Regions from separate parts of the Homo sapiens genome. Here all the other regions are linked to region 1. The links are chromatin loops, found by intact Hi-C in ENCODE. Cell type or tissue: OCI-LY7. All regions are shown on one strand. Links, peaks and the distances in the headings refer to the core of each region. The heading gives the core; the rest is flanking DNA.

What was found. Hi-C counts contacts between places; a loop is a spot of excess contacts. Peaks named below come from ENCODE experiments on the same cell type or tissue, not always from the same donor. Only the 100,000 strongest peaks of a DNase experiment are listed, where the experiment ranks them.
Region 2: it touches region 1 in a loop (7-fold over the local background); 2 of 110 quality-filtered maps call a loop at or near these places.
Region 3: a loop joins it to region 1, with 2.9 times the contacts of the local background. A loop is called at or near these places in 4 of 110 quality-filtered maps.

What each region holds. Positions count from the first base shown.
Region 1 is chr1:116,327,686-116,333,668 of GRCh38, reverse strand. It overlaps LOC105378920 (a long non-coding RNA gene), which reads left to right. Exons shown (of 5, transcript XR_001738197.2): 2 at 1,723-1,821. Among named protein-coding and RNA genes, the nearest start is that of ATP1A1, 43 kb to the left of the region's middle. In OCI-LY7, for the core only: no CTCF peak of the experiment used is centred there; DNase peaks (open chromatin) are centred at 3,178, 3,548 and 3,848; H3K4me3 peaks cover 2,951 bases; H3K27ac peaks cover 5,000 bases.
Region 2 is chr1:116,253,611-116,259,593 of GRCh38, reverse strand. No RefSeq gene overlaps it. Among named protein-coding and RNA genes, the nearest start is that of ATP1A1, 120 kb to the left of the region's middle. In OCI-LY7, for the core only: no CTCF peak of the experiment used is centred there; DNase peaks (open chromatin) are centred at 2,203 and 3,453; H3K4me3 peaks cover 2,744 bases; H3K27ac peaks cover 3,217 bases.
Region 3 is chr1:116,229,367-116,235,349 of GRCh38, reverse strand. No RefSeq gene overlaps it. Among named protein-coding and RNA genes, the nearest start is that of MAB21L3, 120 kb to the right of the region's middle. RefSeq lists an enhancer at 4,085-4,622. In OCI-LY7, for the core only: CTCF peaks have their summits at 2,080 and 2,289; DNase peaks (open chromatin) are centred at 2,239 and 4,469; H3K4me3 peaks cover 1,053 bases; H3K27ac peaks cover 1,852 bases.

The DNA.
Region 1 (5,983 bases), core at 489-5,488:
ACTTACTCCAGCTCCATGCCCTGATCCCTGTGGCACCAGAATTTTCCATATGCTTTCTGTACAGAGATGAGAATGGAAATGGTATCTGATGCCCCTGGGAAGGACTGTGTTGACTTATTTGTGCAATCATCTGAGGCATTTTATGAGGGCTAGGTTGTCAGAGAATCATGTCATGCAGGTAGAAGTAACGCAAGGTATGTCTGACAGAGAGCAGAGATGTCTCTGCCAGCCTTCACCCTATTCCCTAAGAGATTCTTCTGATGGCTTGATGCACATAGGAAAAACTTTATACAAATGAAGGCACACAGAAACTTCTCAACCGAACAAAATGATGCAAAACATTGAACAGATAGAACCACATCCTGGGGGATTATGGGTGCCCAGCCATTGATTTACATGAATATTTATTCCAGCAAGAAGGGAGAGAGCAGAAGCCAGGAAGGATTCAGTTGTATGGATCCTGTACTAAACACTTTTTCACAAATACCATAATTATCTTTCCTTTTATTCTTCCTTCACTAGATGACTTCAGGCTACTTCTTTGCTATTGCCACCTAAATGTAGGAAGAAGAGTTAAACTTATTGAGAAACTGCTATATACTTCATATGCTAATCTACAATAACCCAATGGGATAAAAAAATTTTTTAAAAACACATGAAGGAAACTCAGAGAGAATAGGTGTATGTGTCAGGGTTGGGGATTTTAAGCCCAGTTCTGATACCAAAACCTTGCTCTTATCAAACCCAGTTCTGATACCAAAACCTTGCTTTTATCAAACCCAGTTCTGATACCTAAACCTTGAGATAAGGTGATTCTCAACCCTATCTGCCTATGCACATCACCAAAGGAAGCTTGGAAAACACCAGTGCTCTGGACCCACCCCAGGCCAAATAAATAAAAAACTCTGGCTATGTAGGTTGGCACTGTACTGTAAAAATACCTCTCTGAATGATTCTAATGGATCCAGGCTTGAGAATCACGAGGCTCACTATACTTCCTCCTTCCCATTACCGGCAGGAGAAGCCCTGTGTTCCAGCCATCTGCACACTCTTTGGCTTTTCAGAAACATCCCAATCCTTCCAGCTTGTCCACAGAGCCCCAACAAATGAAAGACACATTTGAAGGTCTAAAGGTCATTCTCTTTATAACAAATGTGTGCAAGACATAACTGATGCAGGCATTCTTGTTAGCGGCATATAAATGAGTCTGATGAACACAATTTGAATTGCGCTGGAAGCAAAACAGCAGCTCTGAGAGATGTTTACTAATTGTTCTGCATTTGTTACATGATGTAGTAGGAAAAGCACTGCATTTGGAGCCATAAACACAAGATTCTTGTTTCTGTCTGCCTGCTAGCTAGCTTTAGTGTATGAAGAAAATTTCTTTACCCACCTGGACCTCAATTCGCTTACTTGTAGAATGTGGGTGTAGGATTTGAGGATATCTGAAATTACTTCCACCATCTGCCATGTGGATCAGGACATCACTGCTGTCTCAAAACCTTACAATATTCATCTAGAAGAAGGCTGTGTCATCTAGTCAGTGAGAGTTTACCTTAAATTTTTAAATCTTTTTATGTAAGCAAAAGTTATGAAATCACAAAAAGCTGTTTTCCCAAATAAAAATTAGGCCAAGATCTCTCTGTCTCTCTTAATACCCTTTAAAGAACAGTCTGAGGTAATTTAGAGAGTCTAATACTTATGCTTAAATGTTCATTACAGGTTTCTTCAGTGACATGTGCGACCTTGACTTTTAATTATTCAAGAGTGGCAAGTATGGAACCTAAAGTGGATTGTTGACACAAGATGCCTGGAAATAAGGTAACCCTTCTCTCTTTTTCTCAAAGTAGTTTTTGATGGAAGTATTAAAGATGCATTCGTTCTAGAGAAGATTAATTTAGCCCAGTGGTAATTCTGAAATTTAGGCATTATTCATATTTGCTGACAATGAATATTAGAGGAAGTCCAAGGACATAGCCCAGTGAGGCTTTTACTAGCTTAGGGCTTGTACAATGCAGATGCCCAGAGACCCAATGGTAGGCCTGTCCTGGAATGGGAACTGCCAATTTCCTAAAGGGCTGATTTGCAGCCTTCTACCAACGCCTTTCTAAGGCACCACGGAGCAGTAGATGTGCTCTGACAAATCGGCTGAAGCGTGCAAGGCTCTGCTGAGAAGTCGGCCACTTAATTGTAGGTGCAAATGGGAGCTGGGAGTAGACACTTAGTGATATTGATTAATTCTGTGTTTCCAAACTGAGCTCAAAGGTGTCCAGGGTCTTGCAAGATGTCCCAGAGGAGGACTCAGAAGGAGCAGGAGATGCTGAGCAGGGAAGGTCACTAGAACCGCCTTCTGATGCAGCCTGAGAGGCTGTAATTTTCTGCATTGCACCTCTCTAGGTTTTCTTGGGGAAAATGTCCTTTGGCAAACAAATAAAACCTTGACTTGAACTTCATTGGAAATTGCTCTTTCTTAAAAGCTATTCTCCAGAATTCTATCCTTAGGTCTTCTCTCACACTACATCAGCAAGCACTTTTCCTTCTAACACCCTATGACCTGTTGGTGATGTTTCCTTGTATTGCTTCTACTAAACAACTCTTCCAACCCCATGGAAGTGCATTCTCACCTGACTCAGCCAAGAAATATTTAACCAGCATCTACTCCTGAGGAGAGCAACACCTTTTTCACTTCCATAAGCAGGACCTACAGGACCTCATAAAAGGAATCCTCCCCTCTGTGAAGATTTATATTTTTTAAATAGCACAAGTTAAAGAAGAGTTTCTTACCATTTGCCTGGGCCCTGAAGTTCAGCCTTTGATTGGCAGATGGGTGATCATGCTCACCCAAGTCACTTCAGGGGCCAGCAATGAGCTTGGAGGGGCAGGATTCAGCTTGAACTCCTATCCCACTCCCTCCCACCCTCTCCAGAGCTCACAGGCCAGTTAGGCTTTTCTCTCCCTTCTTTTTTAATGGGACACTACCTTGGGAGATGGCCTGTATAGGTCCAGAGTGAAAGGCTTCACATTCCAAGGAGTAATCACAAACTGGAACAAATCCCTCTAGAAAGTTCACAGGTGCAGACTGTGAGAATAGTATGTTCCAGTCTGAGGTACTTACGAGCCTGAATACCACGGCTCCCAGCTGGCACAGGTGTTTACCGAGAGCTGGACAACCCATTTTTGTCTTGAGGCAGGCTTTTTGCCCCATTAACAGTTCTGTTTCAACAGTCTGGTGGTTTTAGATTCACTTCTCCCCTCCCCACACCGCTTAGCCATAATAAAGATAGGCTATGGAGATCAGATTTCTCTTTGTACACTGTGTTTTCATTCCTTCTGATTAAACATTTCCTGTGTTTTCCTAGCCTGTGACAATCCTGTCAAAGCCTCGGTCCGGTTCTCAAGCCTCCAGCCCTTAGCCCCAATTCTTGTGAAATCAGGATAGGGGCTACGTTCTCTCAAGGCTTAGGGCCCAGGTTTTCTTCCTAAGAAAACATCTTTGAAGATAACAACGGATTGTTAATTACTTGGAGATCCCCAGGCCCAGATGCAGGTGTGCCTCATCTTTTGCATGATATACTCCCTGAAATGAGAAAGTATTTTCATGCATGAGTGCATAAATTCATTCTTTAAGGGGAGGAAAAAAACTACTTTTGAAATTGCTCCCTAATTAATCTGTAGGTTTGGATTTTTATAAACATTGAGTTTCCTTCTGGTCTAATCGTGACGCCCCCAACTCACCACCCCTGAAGGCAGAGCATTTCCTTCTCCCTGTGAATGCCCCCATTGCTCCTCTCTTGTCCTGTCCCACAGAGAATGAGCCCAGACTCCCTTCTACTTTTCTGCCATTGTTTGTCTTACTCTACCCCGGGCTCACACAGCCTGCTTCTGAATGGTGCCCTTGTGGGTGAGATGCTTCTGAAGCCTGTGGCAGGAACAGCGAGTGCCCTGGGGCTGCCTGGTGTGGGATCCTGCTTGTTTGTGGTGGTTTGGCCAAACACAGATGATAGCCTTGGCAGTATGAACAGGATCCATGTCAGTGCCATGTCAGTGTCTTGTTTATCCTAAGGAAGAGGAAAGTGGACAGCATTTAGTTTTTGATGACTTGTGGCGGATGATGTCTTTCTTCCTGTGGATTATTTCTGAGCTATGATAAATCTTGGGATCTCACTCATGCAAAAATTAATGAAGAGACTCTCTCTACAAGATGAGCAATCGGGGTAATTGCTTTGGGACTCCCTCATCTAGGAACTGTGGCAACTGAGGAATTTGGAGGGGCAGTGCTGGGGATCACACTCACCCCCAATTATTACCGGCAAGCATATTCCTGTCTATGGCCTATTAGTGATGTTTCCTTGCATTGCTTCTACCACCTAAGTGTTGTGTTGGATTTTGTGAGTACCACTGACCAAGGCTGACCTTGATGTCCATTTAAACCAGAATTCACTGTGTGTAGATATTATCAGACTGGTAAACAGGGGGACCTGCCCTCTGTCATGAACCTTGACTTCAACTCCATTGGAAATTGCTCTTAAACGTTGTCCTCCAGAGTTCTGTCCTTAAGGCGTCTCTCGTACTACATCCTCCATGGGCGATTTCATCTATTCCTGTGGATGTAACTTCCACCTATATGCTGAGGTCTTCTAGACTCAGGCTTCAAGATTTCTCTAAGACATATAGATTCACATGTCTCACTACCCCTTGTTAGCTCTATGTGGGTGTCTTCTAGGTGCCTTGAATTAGACATCGAGAATTTAACTCATTACCTTCTTCCCCAACTAGGTTTTTCTTCTGTGGCACTTCTTCTGGTGGGTTGCATCATCATCATCATCACATACATGTAAACTCAAGACAGAAACTTAGGCATCAGCCTAGAGCCCTTCCTCTTCCTTTGTCCCCATTTCATGTTACTGACCTGTTTAAAAAACGTCAACCATTCCTATCTCCTTCAGAATTGAATTGAAACTTTTTAGCATGGCACAAAGGGCCCTTGTCATCAAGACCCTGAGTATGTTCATATGATCCATGCACTTGCTTCAGCCAAGGGTAGCTTTGGCAGCTTTCTGAGTTAGCTATTTTTTTTTGTACACACAGCCTCTGCATACGGTTTTGTTTTGTTTTTTTAAATTCTGGGAACACCCTTCGCTTTCTTCTCTTTTACTAATTTCCATTGCTTCAAGACTGCTCTCGTGTCCTCTTTAATGCTTTCTCTGACATATCCCCTTCTCTCTCTAACGATGTCCCATCATGGGAATTAATAGTTATTGCATTTCTGCTGGGGACTTAGTATTTTGAATATATTTACATATCTTATCTTTTTCTCATCTGCTCATTAATCCTGTAAAAAAGGTATCATTATCCTGGTTTAATAATAAGGAAACTGGGCTCATAGAGGTAAAGAAACCAGGGAGCTTATTAAAAATGCAAATTTTCAGGCCTTCTCCCAGGCCTCTGAATGAGAATCTCTGTGGGTTCCTCCAGCAATCTGAATGGTTTCTCCAGGTGATTCTGAGGCACACTGAAGTTTGGGGGGCATTGTATCACACAGCTTGAAGAAACTGCATGGAGCATGAAGAGAGCAATTTTGGAATGGTGGTCCTCAGGAAAGGACTTTTCTCTCAAGTGCTTGAAAACCAACTTAATGTCACTTAGAGATAGTCAAGATATGATTTTAAGATGGAATTTAGTTGAAGAATGAACTGGTATATATGGGTTATATAGGCACAGGCAAATTATAACCAAATACACCACTGAACTTTAGGAAAATCCTCTTTGAGACCATGACTATAGACAAGGTATGATCTTGTTTGGCAAACAATTACATCTCCTTAAAGTGTCCTCTGGGAAAAGAGTGAATTGGGGGCAGATTGTCCCAAGTATATATCATCTTTTTTATTTTAAAGCCATTCATCTTTTCTCCTGGGTTAGCAAATATTTCACTTTCCAACTTAGGACTATGTGGGGTGTGACTAGGGTTTAGGGTGATTGT
Region 2 (5,983 bases), core at 321-5,320, 74 kb after region 1:
ATCATGTCTATGACCAAGCACAAAAAATTTTGGTTAAATAATAAAGACTCATGTTTGTGATCACCCCACAGAGTCAGAGTTGGGTGTTAGGGCTCTGGAGTCCACATTCTGAATTTGCATCCTGGCTCTGCTACTCTCTGGCTCTGCGATGTTGGACTAAATCGCTTCACTTCTCTGAGTCTGTTTCCTCATCTATACAGTGAGTGCAATGAATAAGATTTACCTCATTGGGTTGTTGTGAGGATTGAATGCATTATGTATGTAAAGAGTTTGGAACAGTACCTGCCACACAAGCCGGGCTCAATAAGTATTAGCTATTATTACCTGGACTTGAATGTGCTTCCAATTGCAATCCCTACATTGGCTTTCCCAGCCTGATGACCTTTTACCCACATACCCACATTAGGAAATCTTGTTTGTAATTGCACTTCACTTTTTTCCTGCTAATAAATAATATTTTCCGTCTAAATCTACTGTTTACCTTCTGTCCCCCAGAATTTAGGCCCTTCAACACTTCCCCCTTTTCAGCCAATTCAGTGCTTGCTTCTTTTTATGAACTCCCAAGTCTCGGTGATTCCACCTTCCTGTGCCCTCAAGGCTCCAGTTTGAGCCTTTCTCACTGCGTATGTCTTCTCAATATGACCAAGAGTTTCCAGAGACCACAAAGAAGCTTCAAGTACATGTATGCCCCCAGAGCCTAGTACACACCGTCATGACCACTGAAGCCCTGTACCAGGAAGTAGCTGGCTAATGCCATAACTCATTCCATTCTTACCCAACCCCTGAACCATAGTTTCCTAATGTTAACTGGGGATGATGCTACCTACTTAACTGGATTGCTATAAAAATTGGAGGTGATGATATGGGCAAAGCCAGGTTAATGCTCAATAGCATTTACTATAGTATTATTATTTTCTACACCTGTAGAGGAAATAAAACAAATGAAAGTGCCTGCACTGGTTGAAGACTCCTTCAACTGTCACTTCCATTGTGCTCTACAATTCTCTTTCTCTCTTATTGTGGTAAAATACACATATCCTTAAATTTACCATTTTAACCATAGTTCACTTATGTTAAGCACATTGACATCATGGTGCGCACCATCTCTACAACTCTTTTCATTTTGCAAAACTAAAACTCTGTACCCGTTAAACAGCAACTCCTCCTCCCTCCTCCCCCTAACCCCCAACAACCACCATTCTACTTTCTGTCTCTGTGACTTTGAGCACTGTAGTTACTTTGAATGAGTGCGTACAGTCCTGTATGAGTACGGTACTTGTTCTTTCATGCCTATTTTATTTCACTTAGTGTAATGTCCTCAAAGTTCCTCCATGTTGTAGCATATGTCAAAATTTCCTCCCTTTTTAAGGCTGAACTATACTCCACATTGTTTTCATCCATTCATCCATTAACGGGCCCTTGGGTTGCTTCCATGTTGTAGCTATTGTGAATAGCGCTGCTATGAACATGGACATACAAATATCTCCTTGAGTTTCTGCTTTTACTTCTTTTGTGTAAATACCCAGAAGTGGAATTGCTGGATCATATGGTAGCTTTATTTTTAATTTTTTGAGGAACTTCCACAAAGGTTGCACCATCATACGTTCCCATCAACAGTGCACAAGGTTTCCAATTTCTCCACATCCTCACTGACACTTGTTATTTTCTAGGTTTTTCTTTTCTTTCTTTCTTTTTTATTTTTTAATAAGCACTATCCTAGTGGGTTGAAGTGGTCCATAATTGTCTTTTAACCCTTAGGGGGCTTCTCTGACCAAGGACAAGCTTCAGGGGCAGATTTCTCGATCACAGCCCCAGGGAGTGAGTGGATTTTGACAGAGGGAACACAGGCCCCAGAACCACACTCCCTGACTCATTTACTCATCAGAATTACCCTAAATTCTAGCATCTTAGTTTCACAAGTGAGAAAACAGACTCAGTGTGGTTAAATGGTCTTTCCACGACACACAGCTGGTATTCGAACTGGGCCCCACACCACATAGGTGTGGAAGAACTGCGGTGTATGTCAGCATTCACACTGTACAACCTGAGTTCAAGGTAAGGACATTTTCTCTCTGATTCTCCCTGAGCAATACAACCCTGGGCAGAAGCTTCCACCACCCCTAGCCCACAGCTGTTCAGGCACCTGAAGGACTGGGTGAATAGGCAACAAAGCTGACTGCATTTATTATTTAAGCAAGCATCCCAGTGCACCTGTTGTGGTATTATGTTCTATTTATGATTACAATAAAATGTGTAGTCCCAGCATTAGAAGGTTTATGAGAGTTTCCTCAACTCTAAAACTCAGAGGGAGGGAGGGGCAGGTGCCAGCCAGCTGGGGTCCCTTCAAATGTGACTTGGTTGCAGTGACGGGCATAAAATTGATGCATTGGGCTTGGTTTTGCCTGATTTTTGTCCAAACAGCAGCAGTTAGGGAACTCTCCCTCTGGCACAGCTGGGTGGGGTCACTGAGATATGAATGCTTGGTACAGAGTGGTGAACCAGGAGATAAGGCAGGGAAAGGCTCCCCAGGATCCCAGCCGGAGAGGACTGGTCCCATCCAACCCAGCCTAGCAGTCGGCTGGCCTGTTCTACTTGGAAGTCTTTGTCCCAGACACAGGTATCTTAACTGCACCCTAAGGGATTACTGGTCATTCAACCTGCAGCCCTGGTAGAAGCCTTGGGAACCTTTTAAAAGTGAACACATAATTACTTCATTATGTCTCTCAGCCACAGGTTAGCTAGACTCCACTGTCTTCATGCCTGTTCTATTTATTTCAGAAATGACCATCACTGTTGTGACGTAGGTGTGGAGGGGCTAGAGGCCAGCCCAGTGGGAACTGTACCCTCAAGGAAGGCTAGGACAGGGACCAAGGGGTTCTGGCAAGCCCAGCTTTCAACAGCAACATGGAGCAGATGACAGTGGAGGAAGGGCCTGAGGCTTTACCTGAAAGGAAGCCCAGGAAAGGTCTAAGTGATAAAGGAATCTTTATGGATGGGGTCCATAGTTGCTGTGGCTTTGACACAAATTGTGCAAATATCACAATCCATGAGCTTGAAAACCAAATGGGGAAAATGAAAAGGTATGTGGACAGCTGGGGATGCAGAGGGATCTGTCACGGGCCTCTAATCAAAAGGAATGCCAGGGCAGAATGTGTGGTCAGTTATCAAAACATTACAGTATACTTTGGGAGGCTGAGACGAGAGGATCACTTGAGCTCAGGGGTTCCAGACCAGCCTGGGTTACACAGTAAGACCTTGTCTATACTAAAAATTAAAATTAAAAAAATTAGCTGGGCATGGTGGCACACACCTGTTTTCACAGCTACTTGGGAGGCTGAGGCAGGAGAATCGCTTTGGAAAAGGGAAGCTAGGTGAATTGAAAGAAAGAACAAGGCACCTGCATTTTGCTGTCAAGACACTCTCCCCCAGGCTCAGGTTTCTTCATGCTCAGCTCCTATTTTAGGCTTGGTGACTCAATAGCATCTTAGTCCTGGGAAGGACTTAGGGGCCAACTGGTCCAGCTGCACCATTTCACGATGGCTCACAAAAGGAAGGTAACTTGCCTAGTGTTACATAGATAGCTAGTGACAAAGTTCAGACTAAAACCTTGATTTCTTCACTCTCATTGCAGTGTTATTTCCATCACTTCATATGGTTTCAAAATTGCGCATTTCCCAGATCCCTCCTGTAAGACTTTGTCCCAGGACCCAGCACTGTAGACCCTTTGGACAGAAGCCAGCACCTCAAGGAGAGGCAGGAGAGGAGCACCTGGGGAGGCTGGGGGATGGGTCTGCCCTGCAAGTTAATTTTATTCACTTCAATGGGACCGAATGGAATCAGAGCATTAACGTGGTGAGTGTGTCTCAGAGCTGTCTAAACCAGTCCTGAATACTAACCAGGGAGCTTAGATGGAGCTAAAAATAACTGGCTAATCACCACCAGGAAGAATTAACAAGGATTCTGAAGAAAGGAAAATGTCTTAATATTCCATCTCTCTAGCAGCTGGGCTCCAGCTGGGACTGAAGTCTCCTCCTGGCTTCCACAGGGCAGGTAATTAGGCAGTGCAGAAGCTCCCGCACTTAGAGGAGCTGAAGTGTGGCTGGGGGGTGGGGGGCGGCCCAGCCTTCAGGAGGGTAAACGGAACAGGGTTATTTGGGGTGATGTGAGTTGGAAAACTGTGAACACAAAAGCAATGTGCTGTGGCAGGAGGCAGGTTTTGAAGAATAAAGTAGTTGTTGCAGTTTACAGCCCTTCTCCAAGAAAGCAAAATCCTTAATTAAAGGAAAATATCATTGTATTTTGCTCTGCAAAATCCTGAGAGTCTTCCCTTCCCTAGTGCATAAAGACCTGGGTCTGAAGGCACCACTGAGGTTCACGCACTGGGGACCATGTTGAAATGGGGTCCCCCTAGCAATTTCCCTCTTTGGACAAGGATCAAGGCAGACCCACAATAGACTGAGCACTGTGATAGAGCAGAGCATGTGAAACCACGAAAGGCACAGCTAGAATGATTCATTCACATAACTTGAAAGAGTAGGATTAGGAACAATGATTACATGTTGTAAAAGGTCAGTTGAAAAGAAATAAAGAAATATTATTTTGTAAAGGGCAGGGTAATGTTCAAAGTTTACTTCCTCTATAAAGTTGTAAACTATAAAGTATATGGGACAGGTTTCAATCAATTTAGAAGTTTATTTTGTCAAGGTTAAGGATTATGACCTGTGGCACAGCCCCAAGAGCTCCTGAGAGCATGTGCCCAAGGTGGTTGGGTTACAGCTTGATTGTGTATGTTTTAGGGAGACACAAGACATCAATCAATACATGTGAGGTAAGCATTTGTTGGGTCCAGAAAGGCAGGACGTCTCTAAGCAGTGGATGCGGGGGCTTTCCAGGCCATAGGTGGATTCAAAGATTTTCTGATTGGCAATTGGTTGTAAGAGTTACTACCTAAAGGCCTGTAATCAATAGAAAAAAGTTGTGGAGACTGAGGTTCTTAGTACATAGAGGAAGTTTCATAGGTGGCCACTCTTACAGGCAATAGATGGCCATGTTTCCTATTCAGACCTTTAAAAGGTGCTAGACTCTCAGCTAATCTCTTCAAGATCAGAAAAAGACCTGGAAAGGGAAGGGGATTCTCTACAGAATGTGAATTTCTTCCACAAAAGACAGCTTTGCAGGACCATTTCAAAGTAATGTCAAAGAAATATATTTTGGGATACAATATTTTGATTTCTTTCAAGTCCTGCTATCTGCCATGTGATGCTACACTAGAGTCAGGTTGGAATTTGGTATCTTATTGCTACAAAGAGTCTGTGTTGTCAGTCTTAAGATCTCTCTTTTAATGTTACTGCTGGTCAGTTGTGCTTGAACTCCAAAGGGAGGAGAGTTCAATGAGGCATGTCTGACACTCCCTTCCCATCATGGTCTAAACTAGTTTCTCAGGTTTCTTTGGAATCCCCTTAGCCAAGATGGGGGTCCATTCAGTTGGTTGGGGGCTTAGAATTTTATTTTTGGCTTACAAGGTATAAATGGATTTAAATAAATAAGTATACTTTGGTGAAAGCAGCAGTCACCAACCTTTTTGACACCAGGGACCCGTTTTGTGGAAGATAATTTTTCCATGGATGGGGCAAGGGTGATGATTTTAATGTTCCAACTCAGAGCATCAGGCATTAGATTCTATAAGGAGCGTACAACCTAGATCCCTCACATGCAGAGTTCACAACAGGGTTTGCACTCCTATGAGAATCTAATCAGGAGTTAATGCTCGCTTACCTGTGGCTCACCTCCCCGGACCTGGGGGAGGTGGGTTGAGGACCCCTGGGTTAAAGGACTCATGAATGACAAATGCATTATTAAAAACAACTGCCAGTGAGAAACTGTGTGGGAGCACATCTCTAACTATTCAATTTCACATCGTGACAACATAATATTGGTTGTGATGCATCCCCCAGTCCCTGTACTTGGTGAGTTCAGGGGCTGC
Region 3 (5,983 bases), core at 402-5,401, 98 kb after region 1:
ATTTGTTTATCCATTCACCTGTTCATGGACATCTGGGTTTTTTTCAGTTTTGTGTTGTCTTTGAGACAAAGTCTCATTCTGTCGCCCAGGCTGGAGTACAGTGGCGCCATCACAGCTCACTGCACCCTCAGATTTCCGGACTCAAGCGATCCTCAGCCTCCCAAGTAGTTGGGACCGCAGGCATGTGCACCACACCTGGCTAATATTTTAGTTTTTGTAGAAATAGGGTCTCCCTGTGTTGCCCAGATTGGTCTCAAACTCCTGGGCTCAAGCAATCCTTCTGCCTTGGCCTCCCAAAGTGCTGGGATTACAGGTGTGAGCCATCACACCCAGCCCTCAGTCTTTTACTATTACAAACAAAGCTGCCATGAACACTCAACTACAAGTCTCTGTGTACACATATGCCTTTTTTCCTCTTAGGTAAATCCATCAAAGTGGAATGGCTGGATTAAATGGCAGGTATATGTTTAACTTTTAAGAAACTGTTGTAGCCGTTGTCCCATTTTACAGACCCTCTCCCCTAGAAGGCTTCCATAGGTTTTAAGAATGAGATTACAATGATCTGGGGCACTTGTCAGGCATTCAGATTTTCAGTCCACTCCCATGAGAAAAATCTGATTCACTAGGTTGTGAAGGGGCTGGGAATCGGAGTGTTTAACAGCAGGTACCCCAGATGATTACTGGAGCTGGTGAGTTGTGAAACATCACCCTAGGGGATACAGTCTTAACTCCCAGGTGATTTTTGGAGCAAGTGAGTTATGAAAAAATACTCTAGGGAATACAGTCTTAACTCCAGAGCTGGGTTTACACGCCATTCAGGATCTTGCTCCTGTCTAGTTTCCCAGCCCAGTGCTCCCTGCTTCAGCGTTATTAAACTGTACCCTGTTCTTTGTATGACCGACTCTCATCCGTCCAGTGCTTACTGAGTGTAGTGGGTCTAGTAGAGACCCCACAAAATATATGTCCATGTCCTAACCCTCAGAACCTGTGAATGTGATCTTCTTTGGAAAAGAGACCTTAGTAGAGGTAATTAAGTTAAGGAGCCTAAAATGAGATTATTCTGGATTTAGGGTGAGCTCTAAATTCAGTACCAGTTGTCCTTTTAAGAGAAAGGAGGACAGAGACACAGAGGAGAAGCCCATGTGAAAACAGAGACGACATGGAGTGATGCTGCCCCAGGCCAGGGAATGCCAGGGGCCTCCAAACACTGGAAGAGGCCAAGAAGGATTCTCCAGAGAGCCTTCAGAGGAGGTGTGGCTCTGCCCACGCTGTGATCGTGGACTGCGGGCCTCCAGAACTGTACATTTCTGTTGTTGTTTTAAGCCACACAACTTTCAGTTATTTTTTACAGCAGTGAGGATTTAAAGATTAAAAGGTGTAGATCCCGCTCCTGAAGAGTGTAAAAGTAGAAAAATGAACCAACAGGGAACAATTACATTAAATTAAGATAATTACTATGACAGGGTATATTTAGTAAGGAGAGTGATGGCAAATGTTGCCCAAGGGAGGTGGCTGTGTCCTGCCCTCTCCTTTCCCCCTCCACTTTACCCCCCTCTGTGGTTCATGTTGCCTATCTCAGTAAGTGGTATCCTCACTGCAAATCACACAAGCCAGAAATCTAGGAGTCACTCTGATATCTCACCCCCGGCCACAGGCCCCATGACTTCTGTCACCAAACCCCTAATAATGACATTTATTTCCTTAATATTTCTAAGAATTCCCTTCTCTCCCCTCCATAGCCACCACCATAGGCCAAGCTCCATCATCTCCCACCAGAGCAGTCCCTCCTAACAGGTCCACTGTGCATCACGCTGTGCATTAAACACGCTCATGGAATCACATGGCTCTCAGGAGAGAGGGTAAACCTCATAAGTGGACTCAAGGCCCTGCTGGTCTAGCCCTGCAGGCTGCTTCTCCTCCCCACTGATTCCCTGTGCTCCACCCACTGCCACTCTGGTCTGCCTTAGTCCTGTGCTTTCCAGCTCTTTTCACAGCTGGCCTATTCTGCAGCTGTTCTCTGCATGAAAGAGCTATAACCCTACTGCACCTAGGTGACTGCTACTGCCTCAGCCATCATCCCTATGGAAGCCCTCCTCCACTTCCTGTCAAAGTCACAGCTTCTTATTTTAATCCCCGAGAGAGTTGTGTGCCTCCCAGTCACAGTTGCAATTTACATTGGCCTGTGTGATTATTGCACTGAAGTAGGCTTTCCCCAGCCCACGAGATCCTTGGGCACAGGACTGTGACCTTTTTACTCACTTTTGTGTCTCTAAGGCACAGCCTGGTGGCTAATACATAGTAACTACTCAGTTCACATCTGTGGAATTAATGAAGAAATTGCCCATTGTTTATAATAGCAAAAAATTGAGGACAATTTACTGAGAACAAATTAAATAAATTATATCTATCTGTGCTATGTAGTACTATTCAGCACTTTCAAAAATAATGAGGTACATCTGTACTTACTGATGTGGAACATTGGCTATGATAGATTTCGAGTAAAAAAACAAAAAATGAAAAGAGCAAGTTGCAGAACAATTCTTAGGGTAAAACAGTGTTTTAAAATTAAAGCAATGATTTAAAAATTTTTTAAAAAATGTTTGACCTGGCATAGATGAAGGTATGGAAGGACAACATCAGTTAATACTTAGTGCTAGGCAGCGGGACTGGGAGAATCAGAGAAGCAATGGACATGAATTTGATAAAGAACTTACACAATTTTGCAGTGTTTGGACTTTTTCTTTTTACAAGCATATATCATTTTGATAATTCAAGACATGCTTTTAAAGATTGCCAAGAAGACAAGAAGTGACTCAAGGAAGGGAGGCACATTCCCTGTCACGCACCACCACCTCCTTTCCTGCCCTCCAACCCCATACATGCTTGACCTTACCCACTTGGCATAGACCTGCACCCCAACCTTCTCACCTGTATCCCTGCCCTCTCGCCTTCACTCCTGCCCTCTCACCTGAGCTGGTGTCCTCTCACCTGTGCTTATATCCTGTGGTTTGCATGTCACCTATCCCAATAAGCAGCACTTATGTTCCCGATAAGTACCACCTTCCTAGATTGTGTGGTTCTTTTGCAAGGTTCAGAAAGGTGAGGCTGTTGGAAAGGCAGTTAACCTCAAGTAAATTCCTGTTAGTGACTTTACCTCCCTAACTGCAATGTTAGCTTTCTGAGAAGGAAAGGAACTAACATATTCAAAAATTAAACTCCTAATACCTAGCAGGCATGCCTACTTATAGCTCATCAAATCCCCACAGGAACCTCGTGAGTAGGTATTCTCATCTCCATTTTACAGACCTGTGGCAACAAGAGCTTGCCACTTGGCCAGTGTCTCACATCAAGGACTCAAACAGAGCTCTGACCGGCTCTCCATGCCAAACTTTCTGTGCCACAGCATTGGGATGGTGGGGGGGCATGATTGCACCATACTGCCCATGGATTTCCTAGCTCATTTCCTCCAAGATAATAAATGCTGTATAAATGTTTGTATTATGAGGAAAGTAGTTTATCCTTCACCCAGCATGTCCATTAAATAGTCTTTGTATTCATTTTCTATTGAAGCTTGATCTCCCCAAAGCTTAAAATAGGATTGAAAATGTGCAGTGTTTGACCTATTTTCAGCCATTAGCGTAATTTATCAAATTAGAGAACTGAGAAGCAACGACCCTGAAGAGGAGCCAGTGCAAGCAGTCTTGGGGTGGGGGAGGCCAGGAGTCCCAGGGACACAGGGTCTCAGGACCAGTAGAGGAAGAGAAAGGAGGAGCGCTGACAATGGCTCAGAAGTCGAGGTGGGAAAGAGCAAAGACAAGCCCCACCTCTTTCACAGCAGAGTTGGAAAGAGTTGCAGACTTCATGGAGGCCACCTGGACTCGGACCCCCGCTCTGCTGCTCACTGACTGCGAAGCTGGGTCAGACTCCTTTATCACTTGAGCCTCAGTTTCCTCCTCTGAAAACTGTGAGCTGCGACTCACCTCACCAGGGTGACAACATTAATTTTAATGAGGTAATGTATGCGAATCCTGCCTATATAGAACGAAAACAGTAAGACATTTACAATGTTCCATATGGCCGCTCTACTGACATGACTTTGTCTTCTTTACTTTGGATTCAAAATTCTCAGTCTGAAAGATGGGATGTTACAAAATTGCATTAAATGCTTCAGAGGCAGAGATCATCTTTACATTCCCCCATCTCCTAGGATCCAGAATGGTGTCTTGCACATAACAGGTGCTCAGAGAGTATCTGCCAAAAGAATGATGAATGAAAGAATTTAGCTCACAACTACTACTTAAGCAGTGGCCCTTTAGCAGTAATGATTTTTACTGTCTTGCTCCCTGGCCCTCCTCCCAGGGTGTCTTCATGTGCTAATTCATCCAACAGCAGCCATTTGGGGATGATTAGAATAGGTGGGAGGAGCTATTAGGAATGGGGCACGTGTGGCCAGAGAGTCCAGGTGAACAACAGGAAGAAGAGGCCCCTGATCAGCTGTTTGCTGAGCATCAAAGACCTGGGGTGGAGCAAAAGGAGTCAAGTGAAAGAGTGAGACTAGGGAAGAATGCAATGATCTGATGATAAGTGAGAAGCAGCCTTCAAACTATTAAAAAAAAAAAGCAAAAGTAACAAATGAAAATAACAATGGATCTTAATTAAATGATTATTTTAAACACATAATGCATATACACACCCAAGTTGTACTTACAGGCACTCCAGTTGGTGTGATATATCTAAGGAAAATAGATTCTGCTTGATATTTGGTGGGCTTAAAATAAAATGTTTCGTGTGTGTGTGTGTGTGCGTGTGTGTGCACGCACATGTGTCCTTTCTCCATGTCCCAGTAAACACTGTACTATGCTTCCCTCCATAGGTGCTGATACATAACACTGTTCATTTTCAGCTGCAGCTCTTGATTGCTTTTGGCAGCAAAAACACTGCTCCAGGTCCACATGAGAGAGTGACTTGGTAGAAGATTAAGATGGATTCTTGAATGGTGGTCCCCAAAAGATGTATGCATATCTATGTCTCAATCCCTAGAATTTGTAAATGTTACCTGGTTTGGAAAAAGGATCTTTGCAGTCGTAATTAAACTAAGACTCTTGGGATGAAATCATCCTGGATATTCAGTGGGCCCTACATCCAATGGCCAGTGTCCTTATAATATCAGGGCAGAGGGATGTTTGAGACAGACGGAAGAGGAGAAGGCCATGTAAAGACAGAGGCAGAAATGGGATTGATGTGTCTACAACCAAGGAATGCCAAGGATTGCCCCAGTCACTAGAAGCTAGGAGAGAGGCATGGAATAGATTCTTCCCAAGAGCCTCAGAAGGGAGTGTGGCCCTGCTAACACTATGATTTCAGACTTCTGGACTGCAGAACTGCAAGAGTTCTATTGTTTTTGTTTTGTTTGTGATGGAGTTTCACTCTTGTTGCCCAGGCTGGAGTGCAATGGCAAAATTTTGGCTCACTGCAGCCTCCACCTCCCGAGTTCAAGCAATTCTCCTGCCTCAGCCTCCCGAGTAGCTGGGATTGCAGGCATGCACCACCACACCTGGCTAATTTTGTATTTTTAGTAGAGACAGGGTTTCTCCATGTTGGTCCGGCTGGTCTCAAACTCCCGACCTCAGGTAATCCACCCGCCTCGGCTTCCCAAAGTGCTGGGATTACAGGTGTGAGCCACCATGCCTGGCAAGTTCCACTGTCTTTTTTTCTTTTTCTTTTTCTTTTTTTTTTTTTTTGACAGAGTTTCACTCTTGTTGCCCAGGCTGGAATGCAGTGGTGCAATCTTGGCTCACTGCAACCTCCACCTTCCAGTTTCAAGCTATTCTCCTGCCTCAGCCTCCCAAGTAGCTGAGATTACAGGTACCTGCCACCACACCTGGCTAATTTTTGTATTTTTAGTAGAGACGGGGTTTCACCATGCTGACCAGGTTGGTCTCAAACTCCTGACCTCATGATACACTCACCTCGGCCTCCCAAA